Linked DNA regions of Mus musculus: region 2 is linked to region 1. A link is a loop called in an ENCODE intact Hi-C map of the cell type or tissue named here. Cell type or tissue: heart. All regions are shown on one strand. Each heading gives the region's core, and the rest is flanking DNA. Links, peaks and the distances in the headings are about the cores only.

Region 1 (4,787 bases), core at 1,528-4,027:
TGGCCCTGAAGTCCAGAGGGGGAGTTATGTCCACTACTCAAGGTCATGGAATTTGATGGCAAAGCCACGGCTCAAAGAGCAAACAGGGCTCCTGCCTCCAGGCCAGAGCTTGGCTGGGTTCCAGCCTGCTGCTGTCTCCTTAACACAGACGATGGAGGAGAAGGTCTCCATTCGCACATCAGTAATCTTAATCACACCTTGAACTGAGATGGTTTTTAAGCAAGGTAGTCCTGGTCATCTTAGGACTCTCATCTCCTGTCTCCCTGTACTTCAGGCTGAGGAACCCTGTGCTTTGTTGAGCTAAGAGGTTTCTGCTACAGTATCTGCTATTCAGCCCAAGGAGGGGGCGTTCTCTTCTGTCTAGAGCAGATGCTTTCGCTAGGGCACACTCTGGCCCAAATTTAATCTCCTCTGTGTTTTCCCCACAATAGCAGTGACTCTCCTGCTTCTTTTGCTACCTTATTTTGTGGCCTTTTGCAATGGGCAGCCATTCTCTATACACAGCACACACCCTTCTAGTCAAGACAGGTGTCCTGGGCTTACCCCACTTCCTGCTCAGAAATAGCCTTCCTGTTCTCCTACTATGCAAATTCATTCTCCAAATTATTCCTCATTCTCTACTCTGTGTACAGCTCACGGTTTGCTTTCCAAGTTCTCTTTTCATTTATTGTCTCGGTTCTTAGGCGTTGGTTTTTAAAACATTAAAACATGCTTTCCCCCACCCCCACCCCCACCCCCTGCCAGGACCCAGAGCCCGTGATCACAGGCACATATGTGCCTATTCAGATTTTAAAGGTGATTTACGAAAAGAATGAGGAGCAACAAGATTGTCCTTGAGGAAGGTGCCTCTAGCAGTGGACAGACATCTCTCTGGCACACAGTGGGCCTTCAGCAAAGTTTTGCCCTTGTAAAGTTGCACATTCAGTGTCTCCTCGAAAATACTTTTCTCAAGAGGGGTATTGTCGGGCATGTGACCACCAAAGTATGGAAGTGGTGGTATTTGAACATGGGAAGATTCCAGTTTTGTTTCTAATTTTTTCCCCCTTCTAAGCAGATTGGGAGGAAGTTACAGACAGAAGAAATAGCATCCCTACTTCTGCCGCGCAGAAGTACACACTAGGACTGCGGGAGCCAGGTGCAGGGGAAAAGGTCCAGATTGGTATTACCAATGATCTGCACTGATGGTGGGCTCTGGTTTCCCTCCCAGTCATGAGTGAAGACTCACCCATGGGCTTCAGAAGCATCAGCCCAAGGTTCAAAACACGGCTGTGTGGGACCTTGAGGCATTCTGTTGGGGTCGAGGCTCAGCCTTGTGTGTTTCCTATAAAATGGGCAAATGTAATCTCAACCGTTCAAAGCTTTTGCGAGGATTTTAGAGCCCATACCAGCTGATAAGCACAGGTCTGGCACTGCTATATTTCTTTTTACAAATGTGGAAGTGACAACCTCAACCTGTGTCCCTCTAAGTGAGGGTGCTGATGGCTTCTCTACACTCAACCCAGAGCCTGTCAGGAACTGGAGCTGTGGAGAGACTGTATGATACCCCAAAAGAAAAGAGAACCAAGGGGCCTGGGGGTGTTGCATACAGTCTACTGCCCAGGCAAAGAGGGTCTGTAACTCAGTAACTCAATAACTCAGTAACTCAGCTCCCTAGGACAAGTTCTAGTCCATACCCAAGGTGCTTGGGTGCAGAGTCCTTCGAGCCCAAAAATTCTCGGGAAGAGACAGGCCTGGCCCGGCTGCAGGGCGGCCTTAGAGGAGGGGTGTTCCCGGCTTAGTGGTGGGCAAGTAGGGCGTCTGACCCCCCCCCCCCCCGTCCTGTCCCCACCTTCCAGAACCGTGCTTTCCGCTCCCCCTAGCACTCCCCCTCGGCCCGGGTGGGGATCGTGCTCAGCACAGTGCTCAGGAGGCACCCCCACCCCGCTGACTCCTCTCGAGGGTAGCCGGGGCACTGGGAGTCTCAGCCATCCGGGCAGCCGCGCCCAGCCTCGCCCCGCCGGGCTCCGCCCGCCCTCCGCGGGGTCGCAGCGAAGGGAGGAGGGGCGGCGGCCCGCTTGCGTGGCAGGCGCTCGGGCTGGGCTCGGCCTCCCTTCCCGGGAGGCGGGGTCGGCGCCGCGGCGGCGGCGGAGCCAGGCCCCCTCCTCCTTCCGCGGCCGGCCTCCTTCCTCGTCGCCCCACGTTCCCGGCCGCTCCGACGCCGCTGCGCCCGCGTGCCGCCCGCGCAGTCCCCGTGGGAGCCGGAGCCAGCGTCCCGGGCCGCGCGCCCCGCTCGCCCATCCCGCCGAGCCGCCGCCGCCGCCATGCCCTCGGCCAAACAAAGGGGCTCCAAGGGCGGCCACGGCGCCGCGAGCCCCTCGGACAAGGGCGCCCACCCGTCGGGCGGCGCGGATGACGTGGCGAAGAAGCCGCCGGCGGCGCCGCAGCAGCCGCAGCCTCCCGCGCCGCACCCGCCGCAGCACCCGCAGAACCAGGCGCACCGGGGCGGCCACCGCGGCCGGTCCTCAGCCGCCACCGCCAACGCGTCCTCCGCGTCCTGCTCGCGCAGGCTTGGCCGGGTGCTCAACTTTCTCTTCTACCTCTCCCTGGTGGCGGCGGCCGCCTTCTCGGGCTGGTATGTCCATCACGTCCTGGAGGAGGTCCAGCAGGTCCGGCGTGGCCACCAGGACTTCTCCCGTCAGAGGGATGAGCTGGGCCAGGGCTTGCAGGGCGTCGAGCAGAAGGTGGGTACTCCAGCTTTTGCGGGGTCGGGACTCTACTCCTGCCCTCCCTGAAGGGGCCCTGGTCCTTTCCTGCCCAGGCCCTGTGGCAAGAGCTGGGACCCCAGCGCCCTAGTCGCCAGGGCGGTCCCAGACCCGCTTTGTTAATGGTCTCAGAGAGGGATGGAGCGGACTCTGAGGATGGCCAGACCATTGGGGGAGGATGGGCCAAGGGCCTGTCACAGGACATTAGCGGTGACCTGTAAGGAAGCCGGCAGGCTCTACGTAGCCCATTCTTTTTGCATTAGGAACCGTTGAATGGACAGAGTTGCCCGAACAGGAGCCTGGAAGGGAAATCATCGCATCCCCGGAAGCCTCTAGTCAAGACTTCACCTTGGCTATGCCAGTAGGAGTCACCCGAGCCAGTTTTTAATAGACCTAGAGTTTTGGGGGTGGGGGTGGGGGAAGCTAGTGAGCTTAGTCATTTGCTAAGTTCAGATGAAACGTCTATCTTTAGGTCCCTTGTCCTTAGCTGGACCAAGGAGCCCATGTGGGCCTTTGAAGTCGCCTACTCCAGCTTTAGGGGAAACACAGGCCAGAAGTATTAGATCACACTTATGTGGTGTGTAGACAGCGTATTCATGTATTTTATTTCCTCACTCAAAGAGTTAACTAGAGGGAGGAAGAGAGGGCTGACAAATTTGACTCCATTTTCCAGACCCGAATATTGAGGTTTAAGAGACACAAAGTGAGTTGACACAGACCACAGCTGGCTTGAGTCGCAGATTGTGGAAGAAAGTGTGGGCCATTCGTGAGGAAGGATTCCCCAGCGAGCTGTTTCAGGAATGACCAGACAACTCTCATGGCAAACTGCTCAGTTTCTACCCTTCCAGCCCAAGTGTAGCCCCCTTCCCTCTAGTGCCTTCTCCATCCTCTCCACCCACATCCTTGCTCAATGAAACGCACTTGCTGGACGGAAACAAAAAATCCCGCCATTTCTGAGCCCGGAACCACGGCCTCCTTTCCCAGCATGCCGCTTGCCCTGCCAAGTCCCTACTTTTTTGTTGAGTGTGCACCACTAGGAATTTCCTCTCAAGACTGGAAGAGCAACTGGAGTGAGTCAGCCTGTGAAGTGGTGTAGGCCAAGGGAGGTGACTTAGCTGGGGAAATGAAGTGGGCGATTCTGCTCTGCCTGCTGAATGTCAGACCATCCTAAGAACACAGACACCCCGCGGGAGTCTGATCGCTAGCCCGTTTCCTCTCTTCCTAATCAGTCATAATATTTATTGAAGCCTGATAGTTGTATGGCTGTGCGTGAGCCCTGTGGAGGATATGGAGGAGGAAAAGGCGCAGATCAAGCTTGTGAAGTGGCATCCTAAGTAGGTTTCAGGGGTGGGGAACTTATGCACACTTTGAGAAGAAAGGGCTTGTGGGTTTGTATGTGGGACAGGGCTGGTCATTAGAAGTATCAGGAGATGGCATGACCCCATACAGGTAAGGGGACAATCTCGACTATACCTGAAGGACAGAAGGTAGCTAGCCTTCCAGTGACAGAATACAGGGGAAGTTGGAAGCTTGAGCCCAAAGTGGTTAGATCCAGGTTGAAGAACATGGGTGTTAGTTCCTATGTTGCCTTTTGGTCTCTTTGTTGGTTTTACCCCTTCCCATTCACAGCTGTATGCAAATCGCTTTCCTCTTTGAGCCTGTTTCTCATTCTCCAGGCAAGAGGAAGGCGCCATCAAGGTTTGTAAGAACTGGGATTGGGGATAGCCCAGCTGGTAAAGTGCTTACTGTGAAAGCATAAGAACATGGGTTCAGATTTCTCGGGCCTGTGTAAAAGTCCACACTTGGAATCCCATTGTTGGGGAGGCACAGACAGGAGGTATCTCTGGAGTTTGCCAGCCGGCCTGTCCAGCCAAATCGGGGTACTCCAGCTCCAGTAAGAGACCTTGTGTCAAAGAAACAAACAAACACACAAACAAGTGAACAGGGAGAGCAGTCAGTGTCTGGCCTCTGTATGCCTGCGACAGCCCCGTTGACTGTCAGCCATTAGTAGTAGCACCGGCCTGTCCACTGTTACCCCAGAAGGCT
Region 2 (4,787 bases), core at 1,045-3,544, 65 kb before region 1:
GGTAACTTATGACTGGTGTTGTTCACTACACGTAGCCATACCACCCCAGAACCCATTTCTTCTCAGAGGCAAACACTTTTCTTCCTTTGCTAGCTCTGCTTATAAAGATAGAAAAGGTCTTTTACGTAGAAGATAGCCATCAGAGATCACAGTGGGAATCCAGGGAGATATACAGTATGGTGGTTAATCAGCATTTAGACTGTAAGTTTAATCACTCACAGTCGACACAGTAAATGCCCAGTTAGTTATCTCCAACTAAAGCTACAGTGTGGCTTGGTAGATTCCAATTCTGACTGCCTTTAGAATCACCCGAAGGGATTTAAAAAAGAAAACCAACCATTCTGGGCACAGCTCCCAGACCTTGGAGTTTGTGATTTAATGAGTCTCAGGTCAGGCTTGGGCATGAGTGTCTAAGTGACCCAGGCCAGGCTAACACACGGCCAGAACTGCACAGGACCAGAGAAGCAGAAGGCACTTCTGCCTCTCCCAGCTGTATACTGAGATTCCACTCTGCAAAGCCGGTGCACTGACTGGTCCATGGGTGAGGAATCGTGGAACCTCCCCAAGTCTACTTAACGAAGACCAAAGTGTGGACACTTTGCCCCTTCTTAGAAATGGGAACAAAACACCCATGGAAGGAGTTACAGAGACAAAATTTGGAGCTGTGACGAAAGGATGGACCATCTAGTGATTGCCATATGCAGGGATCCATCCCATAATCAGCTTCCAAATGCTGACACCATTGCATACACTAGCAAGATTTTGCTGAAAGGACCCTGATATAGCTCTCTCTTGTGAGACTATGCCGGGGCCTAGCAAACACATAAGTGGATGCTCACAGTCAGCTATTGGATGGATCACAGGGCCCCCAATGGAGGAGCTAGAGAAAGTACCCAAGGAGCTAAAAGGAACTGCAACCCTATAGGTGGAACAACATTATGAACTAACCAGTACCCCGGAGCTCTTGACTCTAGCTGCATATGTATCAAAAGATGGCCTAGTCGGCCATCACTGCAAAGAGAGGCCCATTGGACTTGCAAACTTTATATGCCCCAGTACAGGGGAACCCCAGGGCCAAAAAGGGGGAGTGGGTGGGTAGGGGATTGGGGGTGGGTGGGTATGGGGGACTTTTGGGATAGCATTGAAAATGTAAACGAGGAAAATACCTAATAAAAAAAAATATATATAAACAGCAAAAAAAAAAAAAAAAAAAAAAGAGCTTCTCCATTTGCTCATCTGTGCAATGGGACATACTGAGGACCTCCTATGTGATGGGTACTGTACCAAGTACTAGGCACTCAGAGATGAATAAACACAGCCCAGGCTCTGGAGGCGTTTCCAGTGCAGCAGGAAGTAGAAACATAGAAAGCGTAGCGCCGTGGCAGGGACATCTAGATAAGTGCTCCAATGTTCAGTTGTCCATGACATCTATTCTTTTATTTTTTTTCCATGTTTCCTTTTTCTTTTTTTTTCTGCCATGTTTCCTTTTTCATGTCTTCTTTTCAGATTATCAATTAAGAGGCCCAAGCCTGGGGGGCTGGTGAGATGGCTCAGTGGTTAAGAGCACCGACTGCTCTTCCAAAGGTCCTGAGTTCAAATCCCAGCAACCACATGGTGGCTCACAACCATCCGTAACAAAAATCTGATGCCCTTTTCTGGAGTGTCTGAAGATAGCTACAGTGTATACACATATAATTAATTAATTAATTAATTAATTAAAAAAAGAAGAAAAACAAAAAAAAGTAAAAAAAAAAAAAAAAAGAGGCCCAAGCCCAGCCTCCCTAACCAGAGGTTAGTCCAGCTAAGTTGAGGCCCACTGGGCTCTTCTGAGGAACTCACTGCTACTACAGTGTTCAAGGATGTCCCTTGTTTGAAGCAATCTTAACCATCTTAACCCATCTGCTAATACAGTCTGGCTTTCCTTGACTTGTCCTGGTGTGGCTCAGGCTGGTTGGCTTGCTCATTCACTTATTTATTTATTTATTTATTTATTTATTTATGCTAGCTAGAGTTGGATTCTGTTGCCTGTAACACAACCCAGCTTAGGGAAAAATCCAAAGAAAGAGATAAAAGTCACAGGTTAGTTTGGACTTGGATTTGGGAGACCCGGCTTCCACAGCTCACTCCTTACTTGGGGTACAATTCTCGAGGTCATGCTCCTTCTGTGTTGCTGCTTTGGTTGCTTTTGTTTTTTGTTTGTTTGTTTTGTTATTTTGGGTTTGTTGTTGCTTTAGATTTATTTTATGTATGTGAGTATGCAGTTGCTCTCTTCAGAAACACCAGAAGAGGGCATGAGATCCCACTACAGATGGTTGTGAGCCACCATGTGGATGTTAGGAAGTGAACTCATGACCTCTGGAAGAACAGTCAGTGCTCGTAATGGCTGAGCCTTCTCTCTAGCCCTTTTGTTTGTTTTGAGACAGGGATCTTATTACATAACCTAAGCTCTTTAATACTCAAGAGCATAGTCAAAGTGAGCCTCAAACTCACAGCAATCCTCCTGCCTCAGTCTTCTGGGTTCTGGGATTACAGGCATACATGACAATATCTGGCTTAGAGTTTGTCTTAGAGTTTCTCGTGCTGTGAAGAAACACCATGACCGACCAGGGCAATTCTTTTTTTTTGTTGTTGTTTGTTTGTTTGTTTTTGGTTTTTCCAGACAGGGTTTCTCTGTATAGCCCTGGCTGTCCTGGAACTCACTCTGTAGACCAGGCTGGCCTTGAACTCAGAAATCCACCTGCCTCTGCCTCCTGAGTGCTGGGATTAAAGGCGTGCGCCACCACGCCCAGCTTGACCAGGGCAATTCTTATAAAGGAAAACATTTAATTGGAGGCTGGCCACATTATCATAATGTGGAAAAGCAAGGCAGCACACAGGCAGACATGTTACTGGAAAGGAAGCTGAGAGTTTTACATCCTGATCAGCAGGCCATAGGAAAAGAGAAAGTATATGCTATGTGTACACATACATATACACAAATACACACAAATACAGATGCACACATTCATATATATGCAGGCATGCACCAAAAACTCCAGTAAGACTTATGTCCTTTTGTGTTAATAATTCTTGTAAGACTCTTATTTTGATATCAGAGCCAGGGCCAACTTTTTGGCAGAGTGACTTGGGATATAATTAACAGCTGACATACACTCTGCTTCCTGCACTCCTGATTTCTGTAGCTAAGCAAAGCATAACTGGCCTTGCTATATTACTAAATCTGTGGAAAAGAGCCAAGTCAACATGAAAGGTGAAGACAAGGTCACCTAAATTTTAAGAAGAAGCAAATAATTTGAGATAAACCAAGCTAGAGGCAGCAGGTATTGAGTAGTTTGCACTCAATTTACAGCTGTCTGAATTGATGGCATGACTGTCTAGGGACACACGGGCACACATGACCCCGCCACTGAGCCTCAGGAAGCTGAAGCTGAGAACAGAGACACGTTCAGGCATTTTTTTTTAAATTCCAATCTCTTTTTCAATGGAGCTAAAATAGAGTCCTTGAAGTCACAGAGCTTTTATTACTGAAGTCTTTAGTGACCTAGTCTCACCAATTAGCTGATACCATAGAACCCTCTGCTGTATGCCCCACTGACAGTCAGTGTCTCATTCCAGGAGAGGCAGACATGTATACACACCTCTAATGCCAGCACTTGAGAGGCAGAGGCAGTCAGATTTCTGAGTTCCAGGCTAGCTAGGGCAACACAGAGAAACTCCGTCTTGAAAAAGAAAAAGAAAAAAAAGAAAAAGATGCGTGCTCTAAGACAGAGAAGCATCTGGGTTATCCAGGATCTCCTATAACATAACCTGTTTCCTCCTACGTAAACAGAGCGTGAGAACAGTGCCAACCTCTCACAGACATGAATGAACCAACCAATGAAAAAAGAGTCACAGAAGGTCACAGCATCACCACCAGCAATAAAGAGAAGCCTATCTCCAAATTCAGACAGCTTCAATTGATTATTGGGAGGGTCAAACCTCCTGTCTATTATTTCCTCATGAAGATTTTAATTTGCCCTAAAGAGCTTAATAAAGGTCTCTACATTGATACCAAAGGGGAATGAACCTTGGTAACCTGCATAAAACCACACTTAATTGTATGGCCATTCCTCAAGCGGCTTCCACACTCTATGTGCTCCCCTGGGTGTGCTCCAGTTTACAGGAACCCATTTAAGAGCAGCACCCATTGTGCCCTGTTCACATACTGCTATGATGCTACCGCTGTGATGGAAAAGCTCAACTCTGTTAACAGTGGTCCTGCAGGAAGCCACCCAACAGCCTTAGATCACAGCTAATAAAATCCCACCCAACCCAGTTGCCAGTGAGCTGCCATGGCACCTCAAGCTTTTCGGTAGGAAAATAAAGGGTAACAGGAGGGACCTCGCTGGGTACTTGACCAAATGAGGCAGTATTTACCAGCCCCATTCCTCTCTGCCTTCTCTCCAGTCATACACCTACTGAAAGTGCGCCCATCAAAGTTATCAATAATCCTCATTGGTCAAATCCAGTGGTCAAGTCTTGACTTTCATCTCTCTTGACTACTGAAAAGGTCCTGTCACATCCACTCAAGCTTCCCCTACGTTCCAGCAGGATGCCACTCCCCTTGACTTCCCTCCTCCTATACTTCATGACCAGTTCCCTCAGCATCTACACTCACTCCCTATGGCTGTTTTACCTCATGCATAAGAATGGCAAGAGCGCTGACTGTACTGTCTGCCTGGGTGAGTCTAGCTCCATACTTTATAAGGTGCAATTCAGAAGCAAGCGATTCAACCTCTCTATGCCTC

What was found. A loop is a pair of places that touch in the nucleus more often than their neighbours do. Peaks named below come from ENCODE experiments on the same cell type or tissue, not always from the same donor. Only the 100,000 strongest peaks of a DNase experiment are listed, where the experiment ranks them.
Region 2: a loop joins it to region 1, with 7 times the contacts of the local background. A loop is called at or near these places in 3 of 42 quality-filtered maps.

What each region holds. Positions count from the first base shown.
Region 1 is chr10:84,531,380-84,536,166 of GRCm38, reverse strand. It overlaps Ckap4 (cytoskeleton-associated protein 4), which reads left to right and starts at 2,279. Exons shown (of 2, transcript NM_175451.1): 1 at 2,279-2,720. The coding sequence starts at 2,301. In heart, for the core only: a CTCF peak has its summit at 2,595 (motif pointing left); DNase peaks (open chromatin) are centred at 2,036, 2,676 and 3,756; H3K4me3 peaks cover 2,500 bases; H3K27ac peaks cover 2,494 bases.
Region 2 is chr10:84,595,936-84,600,722 of GRCm38, reverse strand. The region is part of intron 6 of Tcp11l2 (t-complex 11 (mouse) like 2); the gene reads right to left. Among named protein-coding and RNA genes, the nearest start is that of Tcp11l2, 21 kb to the right of the region's middle. In heart, for the core only: a CTCF peak has its summit at 2,284 (motif pointing right); DNase peaks (open chromatin) are centred at 2,362 and 3,152.